Regions from separate parts of the Homo sapiens genome. Here region 2 is linked to region 1. The links are chromatin loops, found by intact Hi-C in ENCODE. Cell type or tissue: PC-3. All regions are shown on one strand. Links, peaks and the distances in the headings refer to the core of each region. The heading gives the core; the rest is flanking DNA.

Region 1 (15,603 bases), core at 6,301-8,800:
ATGGCAAGATGGCTGGATATAGGATAATGTATAAAAATTAACTGTAATTCTACATGCTGGCAGCAAACAAAAAAGACAACTTCAAACATCTATTCTTCAGAAGATACCATTAATAACAGGAAAAGACAACTCACAAACTGGAGAGAAGATAATTTCCATATCAGTGACTGCTAAAAAGATTACTTTCTGGAATATGTATTTTTAACTCCAAAAAAATCAAATGACAAACAGCCCAATTAAAAATGGGTAAAAGCACCAATGTATGCTAAAATGAATGGGTGAAATTAAGCAGAAACAGAATATTACACAGACTCAAAAAATCTTTCCAAAAATACAGTATAATAATTACAAGGGAAAAAAGTAGTAAGTTAGGAATCATGGCAGATGCCTCCTTAACCAGGTGATCAAGGTGAACATCACCAGTATTACTTACTGACATTATGTGCCCCCGATAAGATGCACATCACCTCTGTGGTATCTTTCCCAATAATGTCTAATCTTGATCTAATCATGAGAGAACATTAGACAAACACAAACTGAGAAACGTTTTACAAAATCACTGGCCAGTACTCTTTAAAAGTGTAAAGTTCGTGAAGGACAAGTAAAGAGTAAGAAATGTCACAAATTGGAGAGACTACAGAGACACAGCTAACTGTATTACGGGATTCTGGACCCAGATTCTGCAACTGAAAGAGAATGTTAGTGGAAATAGTGATAAAATCTGAGTAAGACCTATACTTGGTATCATACCAAGATTAACTGCTTACTTCTGATAAGTATTCCATGGTCATGTAAGATGTAAACATAAGGAGAAGATAGGTTAAAAGATATACAGGAACTCTCTGTTCCATTTTTGCAATTTCTGTAATCAAAATTATCTAAATAAAAAATTAACTGTTAAAAAAATGGGTAAAAACATGAAAACACTGTCTAGAAGAGGAAACATGACCATGAGTATATGGAAAGATGTTCAACCTCATCAGTAATTAGGAAAAAAATAACAAAAATCACCCAACGATTATCACTATTTTTACCCACCTGGCTGGCAAAAATGAGTCTAACAAGTGTAAATAAGAATGTGGAGCAATGGAACTGCATACACACTGCTGGCAGGACTAAAAATGGGTACAATCACTTTGGGAATGGTTTGGCTAGAAAGTTGTAAAGTTAAACATGTACCTATGTATGATTCAGTAATTTCCTTTTTAAGTAGAGTCTAGAAAAACTTTAGTTAATGAGCACTGGAACGTTTTCAGGAGCAAAATCCTCTGTTCAACCCAAATGTACATTGCTAAATTATGGTATATTTCAGAAAATGGAAATATTATCGACTAAAATGAGTGAAATATGTGAGTATATTTTAGAAACATGTTAAATGAAAAAAGGCAAATGATAGAAGAATATATATAACACGGTATTTTGTAAAGGTTCAAAAACAAGCAAAACAAAATAACATTTAGGGTTATAAATATGGGTAAATTTTTTTTTAAATACATTTTCATTAGTATATTTGAGATGGTGGTTACCTCTGGGGAAAAAATTATGGTTTAGGATACAGGAGAACAGACAGGGAACTTGAACAGTATTGGTGATGTTATACTTCTTAATCTGGTTCATGAGTTCATGGGTTGGTTTTAGTATTAGGTTTCAAAAATTATAGAAGTGTTACATATATTCTTTTTCCTGTGAAATATGCTTTGTAATTAAAGTTGATAAATATTTTTAAAACAATATTTTAGTCAAATGTATACCAAAACCTTAATAGTGATCGTTTCCGGGGGTGAAACTCTGGGAAATTTTCATTTTCAATAGTACACATTTGAATAAATTTAACAGTAAATATTCAATATGTATGTATTTGGAAAAAATAAAATTTAGAAATGTTTGTTAATTTGATATTTCAATAATAGTTGTAAGAGAGAAAGTTTTCCTCCATAGAGTTATTTATAATGATCACCACTTCAATTTTTCTTCACTAGAGCTCCTCCATGAATACTGCTGCCATTCACAAAGAATGACATTCCAACTGAGTCCTACTGTAAAATTAATCTGAATGGCACTGCAACAATATTCCCAACTTCCTACATATGATAGGTGGGGGCCTTGGGAAACATATAAACATTCTATATAAATAAGCATCAGATCTACTATCCTGGGTGATATGCCTATTAAAAACGTACTGAGGAAAGGGACCAGCTACAGACAGAAAAAAATATAACAAGAAAGTCCTTCAAATTGGCCTCTTTGCCTTAAAGAAAACAGGAACATTAAATAGTCAAGATTAGTGTTCTCAGCCATTCATCATCTTTCCTCTACTAAATATTCTTATAAACTCCTAGTCTTACAACTAGACGATATTTAGAAGACAGTCATGCACTCTTGCAGTGATTACCACTATCGTATTACTACTCTTAAATACATGCTCTCATACATGTTGGTCCAATGTTGGAAACTCCATGCAAACAGATATAATGGCATCACAGCCCTGAGAATGTACAAGTGGGGAACAATCAAACATCAACTATACCGAGGGCCCAAACTTCCAACAATACAAAGTAAAAACGAAGTGTGGCAAATACACTTGTCTTTGGCTGTATATTTTATGTATTATTTTCTATAATCAGGAGAGGGAACGAGTTATTTTCGCTTCTTATGGCTCAGTACTATGACACAGCAGAAAGTAGCACTTAAGGAATAGGGACTTCAGGAACGGTGTTTTTATCAGTGAAAATAGATAAAAGCATGGAGAAAAGAAGTAAGAGTCAACAATACTGAGTTATTTAAGAAAAGGTCTTGAAATTTAAGAGTGAATTGGTGTTGATATGAAGAAAGCAAAGAGGAAGCTGAAAGGATTTAATGAGTATAAGAGGAGGTTGATGGTTATCTAAGGTCCTCTAACATCATAATATTTTCAAGAAGGTGCACTAGAAATTGCAGTTGAAGATGGCGACTTTGGAAGAAGTGCCAAAACTGCATGCAGTGCTCATCAAGGAAAGGAACAATTTGGTAACCTAAGCCTGGATCAGGATCATTCTCCTCCATTCCTTTAACTTTTGCTCTGCCTTGACCAGGATTTTCTCAGTGTTGAAGACACAGCTTTTTCCAAAGCTGATCCTTACAGGCCACCAGGTGGAGCCCAACAGTCACAAAAAAAGAGCCCCCTCCTCAGCCTGATTTGCTTTTTGCCTCCTAGCCGGCCAGGTCCATACCCCTTGAAAAGAACATACAAACTCTATAGATCTGGTAATGCGAGTCCATAGCATTATATAACTTGGTTTCTCCCTCAGAGCTATCTTTAAAGAACATGCTCTCAAAAAGGTGAAATATTCCTTTTGCAAAGGGAAAGATTGGATACAGTTATTTTTCAGTTTGCTAATCTTGGAGCCTATGCTTCAATGAAACAAACTAATTTCTTCTGTTTGTTTTTTCTATCAATCTAGTCATGGTTTAATTTTCCTACTAATTACAATTCAATGTATTTAATGTAATTTAATGACCACCTCTTCAATTCCTATCTACCCTGTAAGAAACTGAGTATCTATCAAAACTGAATGGAATGTAAAAGTATTTGCTTCCATGGGTCAATAAATATTGCTGACTGGCTAACAACCACCACAAGGTGAAAAGCTAGGAGACAAAGGTGATACCAGAACAGACCTCCACCCCCTACTTCCCATCTCTACCACAGTCCTCTAAGGTCAGAATTTCCCTTCCTCTGCTTTCACCTCACTCCGTCATCTGCTCCAATGGAACCTGCTGTCCTTCACACTCATTAAAGCCAGCAGCACTGTGACCCATTCTCTGTTTCTCATTTCCACAGCCTCCCATTAAGCCTAGGCAATCCCATGTTCAACCAAGAACTTCTCAGCCTGTAATGACCTATTCATTTTTCCTCCTCCTCCTCCACCCCTCAAAACCACCAGACTTTGCTTGATAAAATAATATAAATGTGTCAATTTGCTCTAGGTCGATTCATGTCACATATCTTCAGCTAGCCTTCAGTGTTGCCAAGAAACACTATTAAGTTCCTCACGGTAGCTGCTGTAAAACGTTTCCATTTTATTCAAGACTTACCCTTAAATAGTCAAGAAGAAACCATGACAAATCTGGGAGAAAGTGACCATGCTATCTCTACGCTCAAGACATCCCGGAAAGAGAAGCTGGAACTGTAAACTCTAGACTGAGGATACCAGATTTCCCAAAGGGCTGAGAAAATATAGGCATGAATTCCACTGCAAGAGTTTCTAAAGGGAAAGATGATTTAAGAGGTTGGGAAGCTCTTAAAACTGTAAATCTGATTATGTAATTGCAGATCATTCCAGCGAAGAAACCAATGTGGCTTTTTAATTATCCTGGACTAGAGTGTAGTACTAAATATTAAAGGTACTAAATATGTTGTAATGTATAACAAAAAACAGTGATCCCTAAAAGCTAGCAAGGGTTCACTTGGGTTTTGATAGCATTACAGAACAAGATTCATAAAAATGTGGGCGATGTGATGTATAGAGAGGTGAACAAGGTTCAACTGAGATCTCTCATGACAATTCTAAGAACAAGATAGAAAATAACTTTATAACAACTGGAAGTCTCCAATGTTGTAATACTCTTTGAGCTGCCCCTAAATGGTGGCCCCAAGGCAGCACTAGGGTGTCAGAGAAGCAATGCTTACAGCAAAGGGGAGGCCAAGCTCCATGTCCTACCTAAGGATCCTTCCAAAGCTACTAACATCATATATTCTATTAATGTGTGCATTCTATTCAATCCTTCTGTTAAATATCTGTGCCTTCTCAATTTGGCGTTCTCCACCTGAGTTTTTATACTTGTTGTATGCCATTGTCAAGCATGGACTTTGAAGTCATAGAACCTTAGTTCTCATCATTTTCTGTTCCAAATTACTCCTTGTGTGTTTTCTAGCTTGATTCATGGTGCAACATCTTCCTAGTCAACCTGGCTCAAGACATTGGGGTCATCAATCCATTTCCATCTACTCATCTGACCAGCTAGCAAATGTTCACCAAGTGTCCTTGTCCTAAAGGAGTTCATGGCCAAGTAAAACAAACAAGCAATTGCAAACCAAACAGATGAGAAATATAATAATAGTACTAATAGAAGCTATGGGAGCACCAGAAGGGAGGCCTGTGAGTCAAGGAACATTTTTTTTTGAGTGGACAAATGAGTTTAAAAGTTGAGTATTTCACCAAGCAAACACTAGAGGAAGGAGAAAGCCACTGTTAGGAAAGGAAGTGTAATGTGCAAAAGTTTGGAACTATGAACATACACACTCAGCTTGGGAAATGGCAAGTTTGATTTTCGATAGTGAAGACCACAGAAGGAACTGAGATGGCTCCCAGTAAATTGTGGTTAAATGCCATCAGCATCCACCCACTCCCCCTAGTCAGAGCCCTGAAAGTTCATCCAAGATTCCATCCTTCTCCCTCATGCCCTATTTCTAATTAGTCATCGCATCTGGGAGAATTTACCTTCTTAATCTCCCCTGAATCTTTTCATTTCTTTTGTTTCCTCCATTGCAACCCTTTATTTCAGGTTCTCCCACCTCATCTGTCTTACTGCAATTGTGTATTATGACCTCCTGCTACTAGGCATGTCCCTTCTCATCTATTCTTTACTCTCAGTCAGAGTGATCTTTTAGCAAAGAGGCCTCTGTCCTATAAGAAATGATCCTGGATTTCCCCCTTTACCTACCTCCTCTAAATTCCCCCAAATTATTCTATTCTATGGAAGAACTTAGAACATTCTGTTTTGTACTGTAGGTAGAACTCAAAGAGATAAGCCATTCAAGCCATCTGTTTTATCCACGCTCTTTCCCAGGAGTCCCACAGCGCTGCAAATTGGGTGTGAGTCATGGATGGGACTCTGGACCCCCACCTCTGCTTGAAACTACTGACGAGGGAAAACACCTGCCTCAAGCTAGACCAGTAAGATTTTCCACCATAGAAATTCTGTATTATGATCTAGACTTTAGTATGTAACTGCCATAGGACTGGCAGTGCCATTTTGGGGCCACGTGTGCTGTTGTGCAGGTAGAAGACTACTGTGCAGAGAGAAGCAGAATAACACAGCTCATGTGCAAAAAGGGGTAAAGAAAAGATACTGTGTGGTGGCTGGGCTAGTCACAGGGGTGAAAGAGAAGCTGTGGTTCCTTTGTTGCCTTGTTAGTTCTGATTTTCTCATGAGACTTCCTCCATTTCCTGCTCTGGTTTTTAAAAGAATCACCAGCTTCTTATATTAATCTCTACTTTTATTTAAATTAGTTCAAGTGGGATTACACTTCTTAGAATCAAATTATCGCTATGATATATACATGCAAAAATCCTTTTGCATTAGACTATAAGTTCCTTAAGTAACGAATCCATAACTTGTTTACCATTGTATTTCTCAGATAATATAGCATAGTGCTTTACACATAGTTGGATCAAAACCAGCCTGGTGAACTAAATGTAACTACAGAAGAGGAAAATGACTTTGAACTTGAATAATTAGAAGCAATTACATAGGCAAAGGAAGTCCGATACTTTTAAGGAGAGAGGTATAGGAGTTGGGAACAAATTGAGAAGGAAGCCACCTTAGCTAAACTTGATTTTTAGGGATAGTTTATGTGGAAGCTAACCATAACACTTTCGCACCCACAGCAGGTATTACCGTCACACTCCTGGTCAAAGCCTGGCAAAGATAAGGGAGGAAACCTAGGCAGTCATAGCACAGCATGTTCTGATTAAGAAAAAGTGACCTCAGTTCTTAAAGATCAGTAACGGATAACCAGAACAAAATGGCAAGGCGACCACCAACATACTCAACAGCTGCAGCCCTCACCCCTCATACAACAGACGTCATTTGAGAAATTCATCAGGAAAACCTACCATGTTTTATTTCTTAAAATAAATTTTCTCTTCTTCACAAAGATTTTAAAAGGCATATTTCCATAAATGACAATTTTTATATCCTTATATTAAGAAGGTAGAGAAAAAGCATGATGTTTCCATCTAAATATGATTATCTTCATTTTTTATTTTGAAAATTACATGATTAATATGTGACTTTTTAAATATTATTTCTTTAAATCCAGCAAATGTGCTTGAGGCTTCAAAGACCTGACTCCCTTTTTGTTGTATTTTACCTTCAAGAAAAGGGTTCCTGATGAAGTAATGGCTCAGCTATAAAAAAAATAAAAATTAAAAAATACCTATAAGGCCATGAAAGTAATAAGAGAAACTCATACTATGAAGATTTCCTGACTACACCCTTACAACTTGAAAACTAAGGAAGTAGTCCAATCAAGTACACACAATGGGATACGACAGAAAGGCAGATAAAAAACAAGGCTGGATTTCCTGGTTTGATGTGAAAGTCTTCCTCTTTTACTGCCAAACAGAGTGTGGCTGCACAATCAACAGGACCAGGTGGCACAACCGTTACTGGGCCTTTTGATTTGATGGTGAGAAACGGGCAAGCTTGTAAGAAGGACTATTTAGGGCTCAAGGGGTTGACATCACTTTTGGATAATTAGTTAGGCTTAAAAATGATGACATTGCAATCACACCACTTGAGAGGAAAAAAAGAAAGTACAACTGTTCCTAAGTAGCTATGAGATCATTTAAATCACACCAATCTTCATATAACTGAAAAAGTGGCACAGGGTAGTGTTTCTTATATATGAAACACTCTTACATATGACACACACATTTGATTTGGCTTATTTTGCTAGGCATAAGAAGCTAAGTATAGAATAAACCTGATAAAAGCAGCACATTGTAGCCATCCATTCAGTGCTGACTCTCCTACCCATAGGACATTCCCAGGAGGGTGCATCCTGTACAAGTTAGATGACCAACAAGCAAGTCATTAAACTAGACTAAAAGTAAATCAACAGGCTCTTTTCTAGATTGTATACCTTTATAGTCATTTCCTGTGAAGCATAAACCAGACATCATCTATAATAAACACTTAACATAGCTAAAACTTACTGCTTTTCTTTCAATATGAATACCAGTTCTAAGAAGAAAATAGGCATAGCATTTGGTCAAACAACTGGGTCCAGCAGTTTCTTCAGATGAAAATGAAGTGGCCATCCATGATGCTCCTGGACTATGTCATGTATATTTAAGTTAGATTGATCTCTGACAGCATCCACAAAAACATGATACCCTTTTCCTTCTTACAATAGGGTAGTTTTTAATGCCACAGGCAAAATCAATACCGAAAAAGAATGCCATTTAAATATACCTTCATGTTCATATTTTAAAGCAAAGGAGCCTGGGGTCTCCTGAATATGCCTAGACTTTGCATGGTTTAACACTAGCATCTGCAAGGAGAGGACTGGTTGTTTGATGCAATGAATTATCTGTGGTACACAAGTACAAATAGGACACATGACATAACTAAATAAGTAGAGGCTCGGAATGTTCATGTTTTACGCCAAAAAACAAAAACAAGAATGTGACTGCCTGGTAATTCAAGGAACATACAGGCAATCAGTTGAGGTGGCAGCTAAGAGTGACTTCTGAAGAATCAGGACCAAAATACACCAGAAACCGTGCTTCAATAAAGAAATAATAATTAAAATACACAAAAAGTTTACCTAAAGACCACCTAAACTGAGTTCTGCCTGTGACCTGTGGTTTTTCCTACCAGAGATCACCTACCCCAGGGCAAAATTGCAGTCCTCCTTCCAGTCCACAATGCGGCAGATGAACAGTGTGTTGGCATAATCTTTAGGCCGTGCCACAAAGTCCTGGGGACAGTCCTTGAGAGGCACATAAATTCTAGGCACTCGGTGGTCTGAGGGAGAAAACAGGGCGTATTTCCTAAACAGTTCGCTGTTCTTATCAGCCAAGAGTTTGAGGAAGCCGGTTGCTGCTCGAGAATGTTTTTTCTCCAAGATGTAAACCACCTAAAAACACCAAAGATATAGTCAATGTTGTTTATCTGCAGAACTGAATTACACTTGGGAGAGGTCAGCAGGTTATAATTTGATCAACTAGCAGGAACCAGCAGTTTTTCTAGGTCAAAATAAGTGCCTCTCAGTGATGATCTGTGACTTAGTAATCTATATTTAAGTTGTAAGAAGTACCTAGTAGGCATACATATCCAAGAAAAATTATGCAATACATGGATGAATTAAATCAAAGTGCTTTTATTACCATGACCTGTGTCTTATAAAGACATGTGGGACTCCAGCAGGGAAGTACAGCTCCAGGTATTTGTTTCACATTATATTTTTCTCACATGAACAATACTAGTATCTCACACAAACAACACGGTAGGTGCTTTTTGCAAAAGTAAAAGGGTTATCAGACATAAATTACTTCTCTTAATTATGTCTTGAATAGCTGAAAGGAGAAATATTTGATCTTCCTTCTTTCCAAGATTAAGCCCAAGCTCTAATTTGACTAGATGAAGATTGAGGCCACCACTCCACCACATACACATGTGATTTCCATCAAGAGAGAAGTATTCTCTGAGAAAGTGAGTCTTCTCCCTCACCACCCCCTCCTCAACACATTCTTCCTGAAGTGCTTCCTTTCCCTACCGTAGCCAGTCTGCAGGCTCATCCCTTCCTCAGAGCTTGCCGACATCCCACCAGACCCCTGAACAAAGATTCAGCCTGCAGTTGAGCTGGCTGCTGCTCTTCTCTATGTCCCTGACTCCATGTGGAATCTCAGCCTGTCTGCAGGAAACCTCCAAACCAATTGAGTGCACCACACCTCTCCCCCAGTCACTCCCAGCTACTACCCCACAGGAAAGCACCTTAGGGCACCCGTCTTCTCATGCAAGCTCAGTCCCAAAACATGCTCTACTTTCTTCCTCTTAACTCTTCCTTCTTCCCTGAAAAACAGCTATTTTAAACAAACTGCTGTGCCCTCTTTCAAGAAGGCTGTGGGACACCCCCCTTCGCCACTCCCTTGCATGTAACTGTCTCTCCTAAGGACTGCCTTCCCCAGCCCATTTAGGAAGAGGATGCTCCTTTTCCCACATACAGCCTCTGAAATGGGTGTCCATGTTTTCCCATGCTGCACTGCCACACCCAGACCTTTACTCTTCCAGCCTCATGCATGTATGTGCACCCTCTTCTGGTTCAGGTGGTCCCCATCTTATTATTATCATCTCCTGGCCTCCTGGTTACTCTGTGAAACCTGGCTTACAGTCTGGCCCTCCCACGTCCATCCAGGTGAGTAACTTAGTCAACATCCTGTCCTCACCTTTCCCTATCTCTTCAACGCCAGCAACCTTCACTTCTATTTGATTTCAGCAACTTGTCCTCATGGCCACACCTCAGCATCATCTGGAACTATTCCAATTCCAACACCTCCTCTCCGATGAATCCACCACACAGCTCGCTTGTTCTCCAGTGCTGCACTCCACAGGCTTTTTCACCACATCAAGACTTCTAGCACCTTTAACCCTTGCCTGTTCTCCAAGTCTGTTATCTACGTCTAAGCCTCGAATCCTTTCCTCCCTTCCCAGAGCCACCGTGTGTGTGTGTGTGTGTGCGCACACACAATACCAATACCACATGCACACTTTTTTTTTTCTTGGAGACCTTGCTCTGTCACCCAGGCTGAAGTGCAGTGGTGTGATCTTGGCTCACTGCAACCTCCGCCTCCCAGGTTCAAGCAATCCTCCTGCCTTAGCCTCCTGAGTTTCTGGGACCACAGGTGTGTGTCACCAGTCACCACGCCTGGCTAATTTTTGTTTATTTAGTAGAGACAGGGTTTCACTATGTTGTCCAGGCTGGTCTCAAACTCCTGATCTTAAGAGATCTGCCCGCCTTGGCCTCCCAAAGTGCTGGGATTATGGGCGTGAGCCACTGCATCCGGCCTTGAACCACCATATTCTATCACCTCAAGTCCTCTTACCCAAGCTGTCAAATGCCTTATCTTCTGGTCCTTCCACTAACCCCACCCTAAAAACCCTCAGTCCTGCAACATTTCAGCCACCAGTATTCTCTAACCTTAAACGCAAGGTATAGAGTTGATCAGAAAAGAAATTACAATTGTACAGATGGACAGCATTATACATTGTTATACAACTTTTGCTAGAACCTTAAATTCTCTGAAGATATATTTTCACCTGTCCCCATTCTGCACAATCTCTCCTTTCATCTTCAGTCTCTTGATCCTCTCCTAGGGCTCCAGTTGTCTGAATGTTCAATCTTCTTCTTGTCCCACAACTCCCTGAGGCTCTGTTCAATTTTTTTCAGTCTATACTTTCTTTGTTCAAATTGGGTTAATTCTACTGATCTCCTCAAGTTCACTGATTCTCTGCTGTGTCATCTCTACTACTGAGCCTATCCAATAGTGTTTTTACTTCTGTTATTGTACTTTTCAGGACTATACTTCTCATTTGGTCCTTTATATAATTTTTTTTTTTTTTTGAGACAGAGTCTTGCTCTGTTACCCAGGCTAGAATACGGTGGCACGATTTCAGCTCACTACAACCTCCGCCTCCTGGGTTCAAGAGATTCTCCTGTCTCAGCCTCCCCAGTAGCTGGGATTACAGGTATGTGCCACCACGCCCAGCTAATTTTTGTATTTTTTTAGTAGAGACAGGGTTTCGCCATGTTGGTCAGGCTGGTCTTGAACTCCTGACCTCAAGGTGATCTGCCCACCTTGGCCTCCCAAAGTGCTGGGATTACAGGAGTGAGCCACTGTGCCCGGCCTTTTTATAATTTCTAACTCTTTGCTGAGATTTTCTATTTTCTCCAAGGTTTCAAGAAAGTTTTTAATTGCTTATTGAAGCACTTTTATGATGGCTATTTTTAAATCATTGTTGGGTAACTGCAAGACCTCAGTGTTGGCATCAGATGATTGTCTTCTCATTCATGTTGTGATCTTCCTGGTTCTTGATATGATTGGTGGTTTCCAATTGTATCCTGGACCTTTTGGTTATCATGTTAAGACACTCTGGGTCTCATTTAAATCTTTTATTTTAGAAGGCAGTCATACACCCTGTTGGGGTTTAACATGCAGGTCCTGACCTACTTTTGTGGGCTGTAGTTTCAATGACAATTTCCTTGGAAAATAGCCTTTGCAGTGCTATCTTGGTATGTTTGGTTTATATGGTATCACTGGGGCTCCCGCTGGTCTCTACTGGTACTGCCTATGTGGGTGGCAAGAAATTCCCCAAGCCAGGCCACCTGGTCTAAGTATGGAATGGGGATCTCCAGCCTGCAAGGACAAAGAGGCTTCCCATTTTGGGTTTCTTGTTGTGGCAGGATCACCTTTATTGGTGCTACCTGGCTGCCCAGTGTTTCTGAGTGGGAGAGGGAAGTCTCTGGCCCACAAGGATAAAGAGGCTTCCTGGACCACACACCCATTATGACCAGATCTCCCTTGCTAATGCCACCCAGCTGCTTGGTGTCTCTGGGTGAAGAAGCAAAATTCTCTTGCCTGTGAGAACACAGGGGCTTCCCATACTTGACTGCATGTTGTGGCCAGATCCCCTTTCCTGGTGTTTTCTGGGTAGATGTCCAGTGTCTCTGAATGTTCAGTGCCTCTGGGTAGACGAGAGTCGCAGTCCCACAGAAACAAAGAGGCTTTCTGGGCCACTTCTAGAATCCTTCTTGTTGGAGCCACTCAGATACCTGATGTCTCTTGGTGGGAAAGAGAAGCTGCAGGTCCGGTGAGGAAGGAAACCCCTTCTCTTAACCACTTACGGTCATTAGGGCTCTTTACAGGTGCTGTGGATGTTGCTGGAGGGATTTCTGTTAGATATGGGTGAGAATTAGTCTAGCTGGGCCACCCTCTATTGCTAGGTTGGCATTCAGAAACACTAGGCCTGGGCCACCTTCTGTTGTTGCTGTTGTTGGTGGGGGTTGTGAGGTCCCTGCTGTTATGTTGTTTCTCTAGTACTGACATAACTAGTTTGCCTTCCTCTTTTCACCTTTCAGAATTCTCCTTTGGTTGCCTCTTGTTTTTTCCAGGGTTTACAGTTATCCTCAGTGGGAGGAGCAAGAAAAAATAGGTCTATGCCATCTTGTCTGAACTGGAAATTCCTGTTTCTTGTTTTAATGTTTGACAGCACGGAAACGTATAAAGTAGGCTGACATTACTACATTACTTGCAATTCATATAATGTTAATTGTCATGGAAATGACTCTACCATAGCATAAGTTTCGCAGGCAAGTGCTGTTTGCCTTGTAATTTTTGGTTGAATCCATTAAAAACATTATCCAAAAGAAAGGGAGATAGGGAAAAGGGAGAAGGGAGAGGGAAAACATGTTTGGAGGGCAGTAGCAAATCAAAGAACACAGGTTCCAGGGCTGCCTCTACTCAGCTCTGACTACAGTCATTTAGAAATTTGGCCCAGTGTTACCAAATGTTTTGTTTTGACAAGAGAAGCCAAAAGTCTAATTTTTAATGTGAACACCCCCACCCCCGCCCACCGACGACTCTTTTTTTTTTTTTTTTTTTTTTTTTGCTGAAAGCCATGAAGTCAAAATTTTTAAATACTGCACAGGTCAAACAAAATAGGTCTGTGAGCCAGATCCATCCCCAGGCTTTCCATTCATTCTAATCTCCCACACTTAGCATGCTGCCTGGAGCACAGTTAGTACTCAAATATATAGAGTATAATTTAGAAATTCCTCATGTCAGTATGCAAGAGCAATACTCTATTAATCAACTTGCTTGGTAGAGTAAGCACACTGCATTCCCATATGAAACACACTGATGGATGCTTCTGAAACATAAAGCCTCATGCCATTATGCCACTTTATACGTTGCCCTTCACCATTTCTGCCACTATGAGCTATGTGCACAGCTAGAAGTCAGCTGTGTTTAGTCGAGCATGTTGGCTCACACCTGTAATCCCAGCACTTTGGGAGGCTGAGGCAGGCAGATCACGAGGTCAGGAGTTCGAGACCAGCCTGGCGAAACCCCATTTCTACTAAAAATACAAAAAATTAGCCAGGCATGGTGGTACACGCCTGTAATCCCAGCTACTCAGGAGGCTGAGGCAGAAGAATCGCTTGAACCAGGGAGGCAGAGGTTGCAGTGAGCCAAGATCGTGCCATTGCACTCCAGCCTGGGCAACAACAGTGAAACTCTGTCTCAAAACAAAAAAAAAAGAAGTCAGCTGTTTCATCCCACATCTGAAAATGACACTAGCTTCTATAATTAAAGAATACAAGTGAATTGTGCAAAATGGTGAAATAGGAATATAAAAACAATTGTTTCTATAACTAAATTGAATACTTTGGAAAAACTAAAAAAGACATTAAAATTATTTTTAAATTAGGTATGGGCATGGTAACAACAAAAAAATTGGAGCAAAAACTGTACAAATCTGAAGAGAGTCTATATTCATACTGCTTCTCCACTGTCTAAATTCTCACTCCACCAAAACTCAAAGTGATAAATGCTGCATTACAAGTGTGGTTTAAGCAAGAAAGATAACACAGAACTCCAATCAACATACCCACACTCAAAGAAAAGGCCTTGACCCCTTATCCAAAGGCAGGAAGATGGATTCGTATTTATATGTTTAAAGTTTTTTTTTTTTAATTCACTTTTTATGATTCTCTGCTCTAACTTTTCTGATTAAATGACCAAATACAGTCCTGACTGAATCACACGAGATCTTCAACAAGTAGCTCAGGTGAAAGCCATTTGGACACGTGGAGAAAATCTGTAGGCAATGACCTTTGCTGATCTTTGCAGGGATTTCTCCGATAAAGCTCTTGTGTCTTGTGAAATGCAGGTGGTCTCATCTTTTGTAACCGGTGCATCACCATCCTCTCTTCCTACATTAAAAAGATAAAGAGAGAAGAGGAGTCATCAACCAGATGCATATCAATTAGTGGGATTTTAAAATTCAATCTAGAAAGATGCCTGGATACCAGTTACCCCAAACTACTCACTTTACAGAAGAACCCCAGGCCGCCAGTGGACCTGTCACATACCAGTATTATACTCAGGCTGAGCACTCAGCCTCAGCAGACCACATTTTATCTACTTAACATTATTCACATACTATCATAAATATCATACAACTGGAGAGCATCAAACTATGTTGAATTAAACTAAATAGCCTGTGTGTCGAAATTCCAAAAAACTAGATGTTAAATGCTGCCCCAGCCCAAAATGAAGAATAGAGATAGGTTAATTTATTATGCACATCTGCTGAAATAAAACAAAATCATAATAAATGTTAACTTTTAAAAGTACTTTGGTACCAGCCATAACAAACAAAATGGTGGAAAATAGATTATATTTATTAAATAAATAAATTTAAAAACCCAACCCTGATTTTCCTGGCTTTTTCTTAGTGACATTATATAAAGAGTAAAGTACTTAAAGTCTTTTAATGTTTAATTTCCTTTCTTAAAAAACTTACAAAACGCACATTCACCCAAGAAACTGAAACCACATCTCCTGAGGAAAGAGGCAGTTAGGCTCTCTACCAGAAGTATTAAAAACACTCATGAACAAAAGCAGCAAATTACACACTTCTAAACATTTAAAATTTTGAATCTTTACTTGTTACATTAGATTTCCCCACAAAATATTCTTATCCAACTATGTTAGGGATTCTGGATTCTAGGGGTCACAACCAATTTACGTGGGAGCCTCTCCAGAGAGCTAA
Region 2 (15,603 bases), core at 6,381-8,880, 160 kb before region 1:
GCAGACACTTCAGCCGAAGGAAATCAATCCCACAGCGTAGCTCTCTCTCACACATCTAGAGGCCAGCTAGTAAGTTTAATGATGTGTGTTTCAAGGTCCCAAAATGAGTCCAGTAGCTAGGCAGGAAAAAATGGAAGATTTTCTCTTGTTAAGTTTAGCAAACTAACCTGTTCTAAGAGTAAGAACTGCAGTAAGGCAGAGGACCTGGCTGTGAGTGTCAAGGAGGCTCTGAGAGGTCCGCAGGGACAACGGATCTGCCAGCAACTGCTGGCCTCACTGTCTGGACCAAGTGAGGCACAACTGCCAGCAGGGCAGAGGAGCAGGCACCCCAAAGCTAGGGCCTGGGTCTGCCAGGGTCTACTACAAGGGCCAATCAGGCAGGTATTCAGGGCAACTGCACCCCCAAAACTACGAGGTCTTTATAACTAACACAGCCACATCACATACCACTGAATGGATGGTGACCTGCCAAGCAGCGTGACTGGCCTAACCCAGAACTCTGATGACAAGTCAGAAGCTGCCCATCTGACCTGGGGTTCACAGGGACTGGAAATCCCAGGATTTCCCAGACAGCCTTCCCAAGCAGGCCTGCTTAGAAACGGCTGGAATCAGCACTCCCTGCAGCTTCCTGGCATGGAGAGAAAGGCAGGTGTCATGAAGGCACAGCACAGGCTTTAGAATTTGCCACAACTGGCCAGGTTCTGCCCTTGACCTCTGTGGCCTTGGCAGGTGAGCCTCTTCAGACTCTTCAGTTTTGGTTTGTTTTTATTTTTTATTCTGTACAATTGTGAAAATAATAAAACCTCTCAGACTCTCACTGGTTTTATTTTTATTTTTTATTGTGAATATCCTTCTTGAATGGTTTTAGACTAGAACTAACCTGGGTAAGCCCCTTGCCTGGTGTCTGCGGGCACTCAGAAGATGGTAGCTCCCATCATGATTATGGTACATGGATCATAAAGTCTAGATGTCGTGAACAAGAGTATAGCCTTGCAATCGAATTCAGCTTCCACAAGTTTGTCTGACATGTTTAATGCTCTTCATAGCTATCACTGTTCTTCACTACCCGGCAAAAAATGGCAAAAAAAAACTGATGTAAGTGACTGTAATTACCACTATATTTAGAGTTAAGCCACATTTTTACAGCTTCTTTTCTCCATGTTAGCTCTTCAGAATTCACAGCTATCCATGAAGACAGTTTCCCTGATGTCATGTGTAATTTAATCATCATGATAATCCTACGGCAAATGAAAAGACAAAGCTGGAAAGAAGCTTGACTCCTCAGTAGCCATGCTCCCTCCCTTCCTAAAGGACTAAATCAGGTCCCCCACCTTCCCTTCATCAAGCATTATTTGCCAGATAGTGGATTAGGCACTGTGGGTACTGAAATGAAAAAAACAAGACCTTGACCTCAAAAGCATCAGGCCAGTGGCGGAAGCCAACAAGCAAACCCACAACTGAAAGGCACAGTGCTAAGAGCTGACATGGAGCAGACAGGCACGGCACAGGGCCACGGGGAAGGCACATCTGACCCAGCTTTGGTGGTGCCTGTGAGGGGTGTGGAATGGCTTCCCAGAGGAGAAATACCTAGCTGAGAGTGGAAGGAGAAGCAGAGGTTACCTAGATGGGTGGGCACGGGGTTCTGGGAAAGAGGGATGTTCTAGAAGCAGAAAATGGCATGACAACAGGGACACGTTGTACGCAGGAGCGTGAGGTAATCTGGTACAGACAGCATGTAGGGTGCCAGGGCAGGAAGACAGGATGGGTCTGTATGGCAGGCAGGTGGGGTGGGATCACAGGGCTGGCTGCCTTGCTGCTGAGGAGTGCCCAGTCCCTTCCACTGGCACATGGGCCTCTGTTGGCAGCATCAGCGTTTATTCAGCTCTGTGGCCCCAGGGCCTAGAACTATACAGGTATATAGCAGATATTCTCTATACATTTGCTAAATGAGTGACCATATTTAAGTTTATTCAGATCTCCGATTCTGACAAGATAGTAGACTGAACTGATGTGGACCTCCTTCCCAACACAAACACAGAGAACTAATAGATAAAATATACCAAAATAATAATTTAAATATATTATTGAGTATAGAAGAATAATGAGAAAATTCTCAGATGCTTGAAGTGAAAAAAAAATTAAGTCAGAGCTGTAATTTTTACCGTGGCAACTGGGGGCCGGGAGTATCAGACGTTGATACAGTTACAGGAGCTAAGATTTTAATGCATGCAGGAGGCAGAAGACCTGGCCATGGAACTGAAGACCTGGTCATGGAACTGGAACTGAGATCCCCACATAAAGCCAGGATCCTGGGAGCTGTTGGTCTTTGAACAAAGAATCAGGAAGACCTTTCTCACAGAGCAGAGGAATGGCCGTATGTGGCACAGACCAGAGGCATCTCCTATGAGAAATGGAGATGTGAAGCCCACACGGCACATGGGTGAGGAGTCAGAATGTGGCCTACCCAGGAGGTGAGACTCCTAAGCCAAGGAGTTAACATCCAAACTAGCAGGACCTATGAACCTCCCTGGGTCTTGGCAGAACATATGCAAAAGTGATAAGATAACACATCCACAACCCACAGTATGTGGAACTCCCACTAAACACAATCCCTACTTAAGATGATCTTTTTTTTTTTTTTCTGAGATGGGGTCTTGTTCTGTCACCCAGGCTGGAGTGCAATGGCACGATCTCAGCTCATTGCATCCTCTGCCTCCTGGGCTCAAGTGACTCTCCTGCCTCAGCCTCCCGGGTAGCTGGTCTTACAGGTGTGTGCCATCACGCCCAACTAATTTGTGTATTTTTAGTAGATACAGGGTTTCACCATGTTGGCCAGGCTGGTCTCGAACTCCTGACTTCAGGTGATCCTTCTGCCTCGGCCTCCCAAAGTGCTGGGATTACAGGCGTGAGCCACTGCGCACAGCCTAAGATGATCTTATGATAAAAAAACAAGTTGCAAGAGAAAATGAACCACGTAAGAGTGAGTCAATAGACACAAGAAATAAGAGAATTGGTACTCTTGGAACTAGAACTAAAACTCTTCAAATAACTGGAAAGAGGCTGTAAAATAAATACAACCAAAATAATTAGGGAGATAAAAGAAAGAATAGAAATCATAACAGAAGACTAGGACACCAAAAAAATTAATTAATAGTAATAGGCGGATTTTCAAAAGCACCAAACAGAACTTCTGAAAATTAAATATAAAAACCAAACATGAGGACAGGCGTGGTGGCTCACGCCTGTAACCCCAGCACTTTGGGAGGCTGAGTTGGGCAGATCACCTGAGGTTAGGAGTTTGAGACCAGCCTGGCCAACATGGCGAAATCCCATCTCTACTAAAAATACAAAAAAATTAGCCCTGCGTGGTGGTGCGCGCCTGTAATCCCAGCTACTCAGGAGGCTGAGGCAAGAGAATCACTTGAACCCAGGTGGTGCAGGTTGCAGTGAGCTGAGTTTGCGCCACTGCACTCCAGCCTGGGTGACAGAGCGAGACTCCATCTCAAAAAATAAATAAAATAAAATAAAAACCAAATATTCATATTGGGAAGGGTTATTAAGCAGCCGATAGTAAACTGCTACAAGGAGAATAAAGTGACAGACACTTTTGAGGAAGTTGCCTACAATGCAGCATTAACAGATACAGAAATAGAAAAAAGAGAGGAAAGATGAAATAAGATGGTTTCTAACAAGTTCCAGAAGGAGAGATTAGAGAGAACCAAAGAGAATCAAAGATAATAGATAAAAATTTCTAAATGAGAACTATATTGAGTCCTAAACAATATAAATAAAAATGAATCCACTCAGACATAATGTAGTAAAACTGCAGAATGCCAAAGACAAAAATAAGGTCTAAAAAGCAACCAGAAGGAAAAGACACACACACTCACTCAGGCTGCAGAGAGGACAGCCGGGAGGCCAACCAGCTAACGGCAGGAAGAATAGCTTGCAAAGCAGCTCCACAGTCCTGGCAGTGAGAAGGAGGGTAGCCGTGGGGATGGAGAGAAAGGAGCCTTCTGACAAAGCTCCTTGTCTGTGAAGGTCACCACCATCCACACAGTAACTCCAAAGTCGGAAGCATTCACTTTCCTCATCGTTGCTGCCATAGCACTCGATTCCTACCACTGCCAAAGTGCATATCATCCCACAGGGTGCTGGAGTGCGCTTTGCTCCTTATACAAACCCTGAGGGCATGCACTGGGTCTAACGTATCTTTGCCTCCCCCATGTAACACACTGTACAGAGCAGGGGCTTCATAAATGTGTAACTGAATTCTCACAAATCACTTATTCACTCCTGAAGGTCTTGTTCCTTGCCCTATATCCAGAGATCTCCAAACTTCAATTTGACAAAAATGACTCTCGATCACTCCTTGATTAACTGGATTTAGTGTTAAAGACAGGTAAAGTTTTCTGCAACAGAGAAAAAAAAAAAACCAGTCACCACCCGTAGACCCACGGTGGCATCTGCCAGGGGGTGTGAGGCCTCACACCTCCAGATGCAGACTGGAGCAGCTTTTGGGAGGCTGACAGAATAATTCAGGGTGGAGAGCTTTACTAGTTGAACCCAAGGCACCATAGGACAGCTTCTCTCTTTCTTCTAATGACCTCAGAGCTTTAAGAATGTTTACCCGACAGCTGTGCCTCTAGCCTTAGAGAAGGCAGGGTCCAAGTCCCATGAGAAATGGACAAGTCCTAGGGACTGTCCTCCCTGGACCCCAGAGGTAGAGATTAGCCCCTTTATGTGAAAGGAGAACAGGATGACAGAGAGCCAAGGATCAAAATTATCAGGCACCACCCATGGACCCGAGGGCCACATTCTTCTTCTCTGTTGCAGAAAACTTTACCTGCTTTTGATACTGAATCCCGTTAATGGAGGGCTGATAAAAGAATCCAGAAAATATAAAAATGGAGTGCCCATTTTCCGGGCCATTCCATTTGAAAGGAAAGACTATTTGGGAGAACCATCCAACAGCCTCAGCACTTATTCAGAACAACTTTTTCTGCTGATGGATTGAATTTGGCAAACAGAGATGAATGCTAAAGTGATTACAAATTGTACTGCAGGGAATATCCAAAAAGGAAAGGCAGTAGTTTCAATAATCAGTTGTACCAAACTAATACTCAAGCTAGCTTTTTCATCTGTAGAATTTCCTCTCTCTGCTGGTATTGTCTTCATGTTACTTAGCCTGAGACAACATGGGCCCCTTAAGGGTCTGGGCTGAGTATCTTCATTTCCTAAATAACACTATTATGCCAATATTTGGATTCAGGCATTGTAGGGAAAATGACCCTAAATGGAAACAGAGGAACACAAACAGGGAAGGGTCTGGGGGAGACAATAAATCATAGTCAGGATTTTGGGGTCCTCCGTGCTTCATAACTCATGAGTGAGGAGTCTGCCTTTGACAGAGCGTCGTACACAACCAAAGGCTGTGAACGGCAGGCACACCAGCCTCTTCCCTCATGAGTACACTGTTGGCAGAAGACTTTCTGGGAAGATGGAAGTCATGAGCCAGTTTTTCTCTTTGGGAAGAAGAGGCAACAAGCACTTCCTATGGGCATTCTATATGTGAGACTGGTGATGACACACTTCAACATGATATCCCGGCCAGAGAGCCCCATGCAACCCTGCCAGAGAGGTATTATTAATCCTACTATTAATAATTAATTAACAATTAATAATTAATCCTACTATTAATCCTACTTCATCCTATAGATGAAGAAACTAGAGGCTCAGGCCGGGCGTGGTGGCTCACGACTATAATCCCAGCACTTTGGGGGGCCAAGGCAGGTGGATCACCTAGATCAGGAATTCAAGACCAGCCTCGCCAATATGGTGAAACCCCATCTCTACTAAAAATACAAAATTTAGCTAGGTGTGGTGGCAGGCACCTGTAATCCCAGCTATTCGGGAGGCTGAGGCAGGAGAATCACTTGAACCCAGGAGGCGGAGGGTGCAGTGAGCTGAGATCATGCAATTGCACTCCAGGCTGGGTGACAAAAGCAAGACTATCTCAAAAAATAGAAAAAAAAAAAAAAGAAGAAGAAGAAAATAAATGAAACTAGAGGCTCAGAGAGGTTAGGAAAGTTGTCTAAAGATTGAGAATGAACCCTAAGACTGACTCTAATACAAGCAAGAGAGAACCAGAGAAAGCAGTCACCAAAGCATTTGATCACCATACTTTTTTCTTTTCCTTTTTTTTTTAATTATTATACTTTAAGTTCTAGGGTACATGTGCACAACATGCAGGTTTGTTACATATGTATACATGTGCCATGTTGATGTGCTGCACCCATTAACTCATCATTTACTTTAGGTATATCTCCTAATGCTATCCCTCCCCACTCCCCCCACTCCACTACAGGCCCCGGTGTATGATGTTCCCCTTCCTGTGTCCAAGTGTTCTCATTGTTCAGTTCCCACCTATGAGTGAGAACATGCTGATCACCATACTTTTCTAGATCATGGCTCCTATCTGATTTCCTACACAAGTATTTTCTTTTAGAGGTCTTTGGGGGCCAAAACTTATTCATATTTATAAACCCTAAGTTATCTTCTTACATTGCTTGGTCTGATAATATGCTAGGAGCTATGGATCAACCAAGACACAGAGCTAGGCTGGGCATGATGACTCACACCTGTAATCTCAGCACTTTGGAAGGCTGAGGCAAGAGGATGGCTTGAGCTCAGGAGTTCAAGACCAGCCTAGGGAACATCATGAGACACTGTTTCTATTAAAAAAAAAAAAAAAAAAAAAAAGAGCTAGGCTATTTTCTCTTCTCACAGTCAAAGACAACATAAGTTGTTGCCACCAGATATGTGAACAGCTAAGACATAAACTTAAAGGACAGAGAGCTGGTGTCCTTCTCCCATTGAATAAATACTCTTCAACCTTTTCCCAAAGAGCAGAGAGTCCAGCAAGAATTGTTAAAGGATGTCTGGTCAATCCTTCCTATGATTAATTAGGGGTACACACCAGTTACTATGGCATTCTCCTAAAGATAAATTACAAACAGTCATCATGTCTTGAAGGTAATCCCAGTGGAGATGTGGTAACGAGGGCACCCGGTAGCCTCTCTTCTACCCTAAACAGCACCAGAGGTCTTGAGGAAGGCCCAGGTTTCTCTTCTGGAAGGTCATAGACAGTAGACAGTTCTACTGGCATGTGCCTATTTGTTTCCTTCCACTGAATAAAATTAAACAGCCTGGATATTTAGACAATGAGACCAGAGTACATTCTCCTTAAGTCCAGGATGGGACTGCTCTTGTCATTGACTGGGGTTTCTAAGTAAAAATACGGGTCACTTGTTTTCCTTCTATTCTCTCCCCAGAGTAAACATGATAATGTTGACTCTGCTTCTCACAGCCGTGGTGAGTCACCCTGAGTGAATTACTTTAGTTCCCTAGACCTTAGCTTCTGCAAATATGACAATAATAAAATAACACACCGGGGTTGTTATGAAGATTAAATGAGATAACAAATGTAAAGTCCCCAGTACTGTGCCTAACACATAGGAGGTGCTCAATGGTAGCCGCTGTCATTACCATCATTGTCATCATCGGGGCACAGTTCCTGTGCCTCATTCACCACCACTTTCACTGTCTCACAAACGAAAATACACAGTCAAGGAGGCAGTCTGTGGCTGGGTGTGGTGGCTCATACCTGTAATCCCAGCACTTTGGGAGGCTGAGGTGGGAGAATCGCTTGAGCTCAGGAGTTCAAGACCAACCAGGGCAACATAGGGAGACCCTGTCTGTACTAAAAATTTAGAAAATTAGCTGGGCATGGTGGTGTGCACCTGTAGTACCAGGTACTCGGGAAACAGGTGGGAGGATCACTTGAGCCCGGGAGTTTTGGGCTGCAGTGAGCCACGATTCTATCACTGCACTCTAGCCCAGGTGACAGAGCAAGACCCTGTCTCAAAAAAAAAAAAAAAAAAAAGGAGCAGTCTATGATGTGGAAAGGAGGTGCTATGAAAGTATGCAAGGTGCCACCTTTCCAACAAGGGCACCAATTTAAATCTCTGTAAGTACCCGGAAATCTCCCAACCATTAATATAAAATTTACAAGGTAGATAATCACAACAAAACCCATAAACCTAAGTATAGGCAGATAGTGACTGAGAACTACAACAAAGCCAAAGTCACACAGTGAACCAAACAAGCAGGCACATGACTGGAGACCAAGAGTGGGGAGGGTCTGGGGGACATCTGCAGCCTTGAAAGAAGGTCTGCTTCAGCATCTACTTCTAACACACCACAACTGCTCCTCTGCAAGTGCTCCAAGTTCTATACTTAGGGGCAAAGAGATCTTACAAGAGGACTATTTCTGTGCCAGCTATTTTCTAGTATAGTAGTAAAAGGTGTATTCCCTTCCTGACAACCACTTAGCAATGGAAGCTCAGTGTCAGAAAGCCCACAGGCACCACTGCTGCACACATGTGAAGTGACACTCTTTCCCACTGAGTGGCTTACTTGTTGCTCTCGCGGTACTCATAGATATGACATCCTTGAGGCAATCCGGTCTCGTGGTCCAGAGTGAAAGCAAGCTTTAGCTGAAGAGAGAGAGAAGAGAAAAAGAAGTTTTAGGCAGCATGCTCTATTCATTCCAATAGCTGAAATGAAAAAAATAAAATCAAACGAAGTCACACTCCCTCAAGTCAATGTGTTGTGGAGAACCTGGGCCTGCCCACTCTGGGAAGAGCCCACACCTTACAAGGACCCCATCATCAATGATGACTGTCAGCAAGACTCTACTTGTTCATTCAGCATGCAACCAATACGTTTATTAAGCACCTATCTTGTGCTAGACATGAGCTAGCTGAGAGGGAAAGAACAGTGACAGCAGACTCTTTTCATGGGTCTTACCGTCTAGCAGAGAAGACTGACAGCAATCAAATGATCACACCAATGAATGTGCATATATGTGTAGAACTTCAAATTAAAATAGGCTCTCTGAAGCAAGAAAAAAATCCCCATGTTTCCATGAAAGTGAAGAGCCTGACCTGGATAGAATGGGTAGAAGGGAAGGCTCCTCTGAATCAGGAGGAGGAGGGATGGGGAGTGGAGAGGGTTCTCCTGAGGAGAGAGCACAGTGAGTGCAGAAGCCCTGGGGCAGGAGCTGCAGGATGGCTGGTGAAGTTGGGCGCTGATAGATCCAGGGACATGGTGGGTGACTCTGGGGAGGACCTTCTTGGCCACACTGGAATTTTTGGCCTTTACCTTAACAGCGAAGAAAAGAAAAAGAAGGAGTAGATGAGGTAATCAGAATTCTATTTTGGCAAGACCCCTCTGGCTACAGTGCAGACTGCAGACCACAGACCACAGAGCAGAAGCAACATCCTGCAGGAGGCAGCCACTACAGTCAGGGGAGCGGCCAGGGGGGCTGGGATAGAGTGAGAGAAATGGACAATTTGAGGTACATTTTAGAAGTCGAATCAACAAGATATGCTGGTGGATTTGATGTTGGCAGTGGTAAGGAAAGAAAGGAAGAACTCAAGGACGGTTCAAGATTTTGAATCTGAATCACCAGTCAGGTGGCTGATCCACTGCTGAGAGAAAGACTGAATTTGGGGACTGATAGGGAGTCAAAGGTTTGACTTTGGACATGTTAACTTTGAGACACTCATTAGCTTTCTTCAGTTATGGAAGATCAGGAACAGGAACTCTGGGAAAGTCTTGGTTTCTTTCTGGATTCCAGAGGGCAGTGCTCAGGTGAGTGCTGAACTTCCAACAGAGCTCAAGGAGGTGCAGCATGCCCTGCTAGAGCCAGTTGGTTATGACAGCTTTAACATTCCAAATGCAAGCCAACTACTATGTTTATAAATTCACTGGGTTTTTAAAGCACTAGGGAGATTTTAACTAAAATTAACTGCACATTAGGAGGATACATTATTATAATTTTTTTTTTAACTACAAGGCTGCGAACACAGCTAATGATCTGCATCATTAGATACTGGACGATTTTTCTCTTCCTTAGTGGGAAAGGAACTCACAGGAATGGTTTGTCCTCTAACTGACCCAGATGAAAACACAAAAGCAGAAACAAGCCCTTCTCGACCATCATGAAGCCAGAACTTCAAGTCAAAGGCATGTTTGCCCTACAGAGCACCACTTGAATCTTCCCAGCCCTCTCCTTTGTGAAGTAAAACATAATTTTAAAAGCATCTATTAGTTACAACCCTTTTCTCTTTACCTCTCTCTTTGCAGCTGAGGTCAGGTCTATATTCATTCTGTCCATTTTGAGTCTGCATTGCTTAGAAATTTTCATATGATTTGACTCAGTGATTTAAGTTATGAATTTATAGCTTAGAAAAATCATCAGAAATGTAGGAAGAAAAGTTTTATTTGCAAAACTGTTCCCCCCAGTGTTATTTATTGGAAAGACTAAAAAGTCCAGCAGTGGCAAAAGGTTAAACAAACTATGCTATAGTCACACATGGAATAGCAGGTAGTTGTTACATGGCTTAGGGAGAATTTTTACTAACCCAGGAAAAATAGGTTGGACAGATGAGATAAAGCAGGATGCACACTTGATTATACAGTGTACCATGAAGACTATGTAAAAAAGGACAAAGACTTCCTAGAAGAAAGACTGAGGCCAGATGTGGTGGCTCATGCCTATAATCCTAGCACTTTGGGAGGCCGAGGCGGGTGGATTGCCTGAGCTCAGGAGACCAGCCTGGGCAACATGGTAAAACCCCATCTCTAGTAAAATACAAAAAATTAGCTGGGTGTGGTGGCACGCACCTGTAGTCCCAGCTACTCAGGAGGCTGAGACACGAGAATCGTTTGAACCTGGCGGGTGGAGGTTGCAGTGAGCCCAGATTTTGCCACTGCATTCCAGCCTGGGCGACATAGCGAGAGTCTGTCTCAAAAAAAAAAAAAAAAAAAGACTTGGAAGGAACATACCTAAACAGCAACAGTGCCTATCACTAGCTGAGAGGTTCCAGGTGATTACTTTCTTTGCATTTTCCAAATTCTTCATAAGCATACACTGCTTTGACAGAAGACTAATAGGTTTTCCTCCTTATTTTATGACTGGTGATTCTTACAGAATTCTAAGCCCTCCTGGGTTTCCTGTGTCTTTTGGTCCCAGTTTTCTGGACAGCTGGTCTTAGCTGAGTGTCTTATGCCTGTCCTACTAGCCACTAGACCCAAGAAGTATAGTATTCAGCTTCTCAATCAGTATCTAAGCATCCTTCTTGCTCCCTTATCATGAAAGGTGTCACTGGGTCAGAGAGGACTTAGCCACTGGGCTGGCACAGGCATGCAAGGGAGATGAGCTGGCAAGGCAGGCTGCACGTAGGAGTGTGTGAACTTCACTTCACCAGAAGAGAGAAGCCATGGCAGGTTTCAGGGCAGAAAGACCAGCTCTGATGGTCAGGTAGAGAAGGGCTGAAGTGAGAGAGGGCATAGAGAAATGCCTTAGAGGGGGCTGCTGCAGTAGCCCAATGAGATGATGAGGATTTGGCTTACGGAGGTGCAGTGGCGTTGGAGACAGCTAAGAGACAAGACTTGGAAGTACATACACATCTAATTATGTGCCAGTAACATCTGGCATCTGCCTCCCAGACCCCACACAATGCTGTGGTGACCAGCACTTAGTCCTTAGTCATGAAGGAACTATGGGAAATCTAATTGCAGGGGGAGTCTCAAAGTCAGGAAACTATGTTCACACCAACTCAACAATAAGGCAAGTCAGCAGAGGTGGTGATAGGGTAGGGGAGAGAGAGGACTGGAACAGAAGAGCAGTCATGTTTACTAAATGGAGGACTCACATTTATTGAATGCCTACTGTATTAGTCTGTTCTCACACTGCTAATAAATACATACCTGAGACTGGGTAATTTATAAAGGAAAGAGGTTTAATGGACTCACAGTTCCACATGGCTGGGGAGGCCTCACAATCATGGTGGAAGGCAAAGGAGAAGCAAAGGCAAGTCTTACGTGGCGAGAGGCAAGAGGGCTTGTGCAGGGAAACTCCCATTTACAAAACCATCAGATCCTGTGAGGCTTATTCACTACCACGAGAACAGCACAGGGAAAGCCCACCCCCATAATTCAATTACTTCCCACTGGGTCCCTCCCACAACATGAGGGATTACTAAAATTCAAGGTGAGATTTGAGTGGGGACACAGAGCCAAACCATATCACCTACCAAGTAAAGGCTTTCCTTTATCCTGACAAAAACCACTTAAATTAGGTATTGCTATTTCCTTTAAACAGATGAGGAACTTGAGGCTGAGAAAGATTAAGTAGTTTGAGCAAACCACAATTAGAACTGGAATTTTAACCAAAATCCATGCTCCTTTCACCTCACCAGCATTACAGGACTTGGTGATGGTCTGGAGATAAAGTCAGTGAGAGAGGGAAGAGTCAACAAGTGTTCAGGATTCTCTGGCTCAGGCTGCAGGGCAGATGCTATTGCTACTCACCCTGACAAGGAAGAAAAACAGGTTTGGGAGAAGAGTTTGAGTTCAATCTGAGATTGCGGATTCTAACATACCTGGGAGGCATCTAGTGGAGATGGCCAGTAGGCTGCTGAACATACAGTTCTGAAGTTTATAAGCAAGATTGTAACCTGAAGGGATAAGAGAGCCCTGGATAGAATCCTGAGAAACACCTGTATTTAAGAGCTGGACAACAGAAACTGGGGAGTGGCTATGGAGTTCTGAGTTCTGACATTATAGAAGCCAAAGAGAGAACATGCCTCAAGGAGGGCATAGTCAGCAGCGTTAAATCCTTCTAAGAGGTCAAGTAACAGAGAACATTCCCAAACAAGGAATCCTTTGGATCTATCAGAAAAGACTCTTGCAGGGAGTGCTGGGGGCAGAGATCGGGGTGACAGGTTGAAAAACGAATAGAAAGCCAGGAAATGGCAATCATGAGTGAATACAACTCTTTTAGCAAATTAGACAGTGCTAGGGAAGAGGCAAGATTCATGAAATGGAATGGGAAAGGATGAGAGGATGTGAGAGTGTACTGAAGGTGTTTGAAGGGAGTATATTTAAAGATGACAGAGACTTGTTTCAATGCTGACAGGAAGAAGGCACTATGGATGGTGGAGTAGAAGACATTAAGAGAGACAGAGAGAACTGCAGATTCAAGGTCTCTGAGATGACAAGGGATTGGATCCAACACAAAAGTGGAACCCCTTTCTTGGCTGCAAGAGGAAGGAAGATGGGCAGCGATAACAGTAAGATCTGTGGATTGGGCAGGGGGGATTTAGAATGTCCTAGTATGATTTTTTAGGTTCTTTCCTGAAAATTAGGACACAAATTATCTGCAAAGAATGGGGAGTGTGATGGGGGAAGGAGTTTGAGGAAAGTGATGAAGGTTTGAAATTGCTCCTTTGGAGAATAGGAAAAACAGTTGACCTGGGCAGAGCATAAGGATTGCCAGGGAGTATTGCCAGGGAGTATTCGGAGGCCACAGGATCTGAAGTTACTGTAGCAAGCATCTGTCCCACTGTTAATTTTTTTCTAGCAACTTAGACATTAGTGTGAAGAAAGTTAGGTTGGTCCAAGCTGAATATCTGCCAGGAAGGTATGAGGGAAGAATAAGGGGGTAAGGGAGTGGAGATACAATACGGCAGCATATGGACCAGGAGACCTACGGGGGAACAGGAAGGAAATAAATGGGAAAGAGGCTGATGGGAAGAAAACAGAAGGAAGCGGCTGGGTGACAGATGTCTGGAATGGAGCTAATATTTATTAAGCACGTCCTCTGTCCTAAGCATCTCTCACGCTGATCTTATTTAATCCTCGCAAGAGCCCTGCAAAGCCGGTTCCTACCTCTATGTTACAGGAGAGTTTATTAAGTATTTGGCCCAAATTACCAAGTAAGTGGCACAGCTGAAGTATGGTCCATGTTGCTAATCACTGGGTGTAGTGTCTGAGAGGTCAAGGAGAGGAGTGTGGGAGTCACTGGATAAGGGAGTTGAAGGGGCTGAGGCCATGGTCAGAGAGCAGGCTGTGTGTCTGACCTTGGAGATGGCTGGTCAAAAACAAGATCCAAAAAGAAGTCAAGGAATGGAGAGCCAAGGGTCTGGGTAGGGATAAGGGTAGGGGATCCTTCATGAGGACTGAAATTCACCCAGGATGATGGTATGCTGTTTCCACAAAGTATGTCCCTACTGGTGTGTAGGTGCTTACCATGTACAAGGTTCAAAAGATGAATGAATGGGTCCATCTGGTTCCTGTAGCAAACACGGATGCATAGCTAGCAGGCATTTCCTCCTTGCTAAGGATGGCCTACTTTCACTCAGCTATTCATTCCCCTGTCCTGCTCCCCATTCTAGGGGGTCCGGGGGGAAGCAGACCCAACCTCTAGCTCCAGGGCTGGACGTGACAGCTCTGAGGTAAGAAACCTAAGCCAATCAGGGCATGGCATTTCCTGGCCCTAGAAACTGGTTCAGGAATGGATGTGTGACCCAACCGAGGCCAATGAGGTACGAGGGGATGCTTGTTGAGTGCTTCTGGTCATGCGGGCCAGAACTGCTGCAACCAGCTTGCCACCAGCCTGAGAAGGGAGCCAAATCATGGAGGACACAGACTCCAAAGACTGACAAAGTGGGCAGCCAGTGCCTTGGTGGAGGCAGGCCTGGTCCCTGCCACCTCCGGGCCCTCTACTGCCCTTGTGTAATTTGTGCTCATGCTTCTCCTAAGGACACTGACACACAATGTATCTTCCTACTCCCTTGGCTATGTTCTCCTAATCCGCTCTCTAGAACATAGCTGTTATTTTCCTGAAGCATAAACCTGGTAACACTTCCCTCTTTAGTACCTTTGACGGCTTCCTGCTTTTGGAGATATGAAAGTGAATTCAACACAGCCCAGGCTCGCTGAAGGTTGGTTGTTCACATGAACAAATATGGACAGTAACAGAGCAATGGAAAGAGGTGGGCCTGTGCTCGGGAGGGTGTGCCAGCCAGGGAGGCCCTCAGGACAGACAGAAGGAGTCTTACAGGACAGGGAAGGGTCACTCTCCAGCTCCTGCAGAGCTCCATGCACTCCCCGACGCGGTCCACTTCCCTGAGGGGTTCAGAGCAGACCAGGCTCTCTTAGGCCTCTGTGCCCTTCCTCATGCTCCACCTGCTTCCAGGGGAGCCCTTCCTGCCTGTCCCTCCTCTGTCAAAGTGGCCCTGATCTTTTGTTTTCCCCTTCGCTGGAATGCCAGAGGTATTTCCCCCAGAGAATCCAAGGGTGGCTTCACCAGGTCTCCTGGGCAATCGGTGTCCTTATCACTGTCACAGCAGGTGTCCAATGTCATTCCTTCAAAATAATTTCTTTTTCTTCAGTAAATAAATTCTGCCTCACGTCTGCCTCCTGCTCAGTAATTGCCACCAGATGACCAGCTGTGGCTCAGACACTCTCAGTGTTCAGGTGTTGCCATCTTGTCAGCACCCTCAAGAGGCACAAGCTCCTTCCCTCAACAATGCTCACTAGATACTTCCTAGCTATCAGGCACGGCAAGGAACCAGGCAGCAGCAGCGCTCTGGCCCTAATCACCACCTGCAGGGACCACCCACAGAGCAGCTCAGCTTGGGAAGTCAGCCTGCAAGAATGGCAGCCACTCAGACTTCACAAGGTCTTTCT

What was found. Hi-C counts contacts between places; a loop is a spot of excess contacts. Peaks named below come from ENCODE experiments on the same cell type or tissue, not always from the same donor. Only the 100,000 strongest peaks of a DNase experiment are listed, where the experiment ranks them.
Region 2: it touches region 1 in a loop (8-fold over the local background); 11 of 110 quality-filtered maps call a loop at or near these places.

Annotation. Positions count from the first base shown.
Region 1 is chr2:232,129,777-232,145,379 of GRCh38, reverse strand. DIS3L2 (DIS3 like 3'-5' exoribonuclease 2) reads right to left here. Exons shown (of 21, transcript NM_152383.5): 7 at 14,661-14,761; 8 at 8,661-8,908. Among named protein-coding and RNA genes, the nearest start is that of MIR562, 35 kb to the left of the region's middle. RefSeq lists a silencer at 7,247-7,541. In PC-3, for the core only: no CTCF peak of the experiment used is centred there; a DNase peak (open chromatin) is centred at 7,819; H3K27ac peaks cover 2,237 bases.
Region 2 is chr2:232,292,995-232,308,597 of GRCh38, reverse strand. DIS3L2 (DIS3 like 3'-5' exoribonuclease 2) reads right to left here. Exons shown (of 21, transcript NM_152383.5): 14 at 8,479-8,558. Among named protein-coding and RNA genes, the nearest start is that of ALPP, 78 kb to the left of the region's middle. RefSeq lists an enhancer at 15,044-15,603. In PC-3, for the core only: a CTCF peak has its summit at 7,529; a DNase peak (open chromatin) is centred at 7,357; H3K27ac peaks cover 1,715 bases.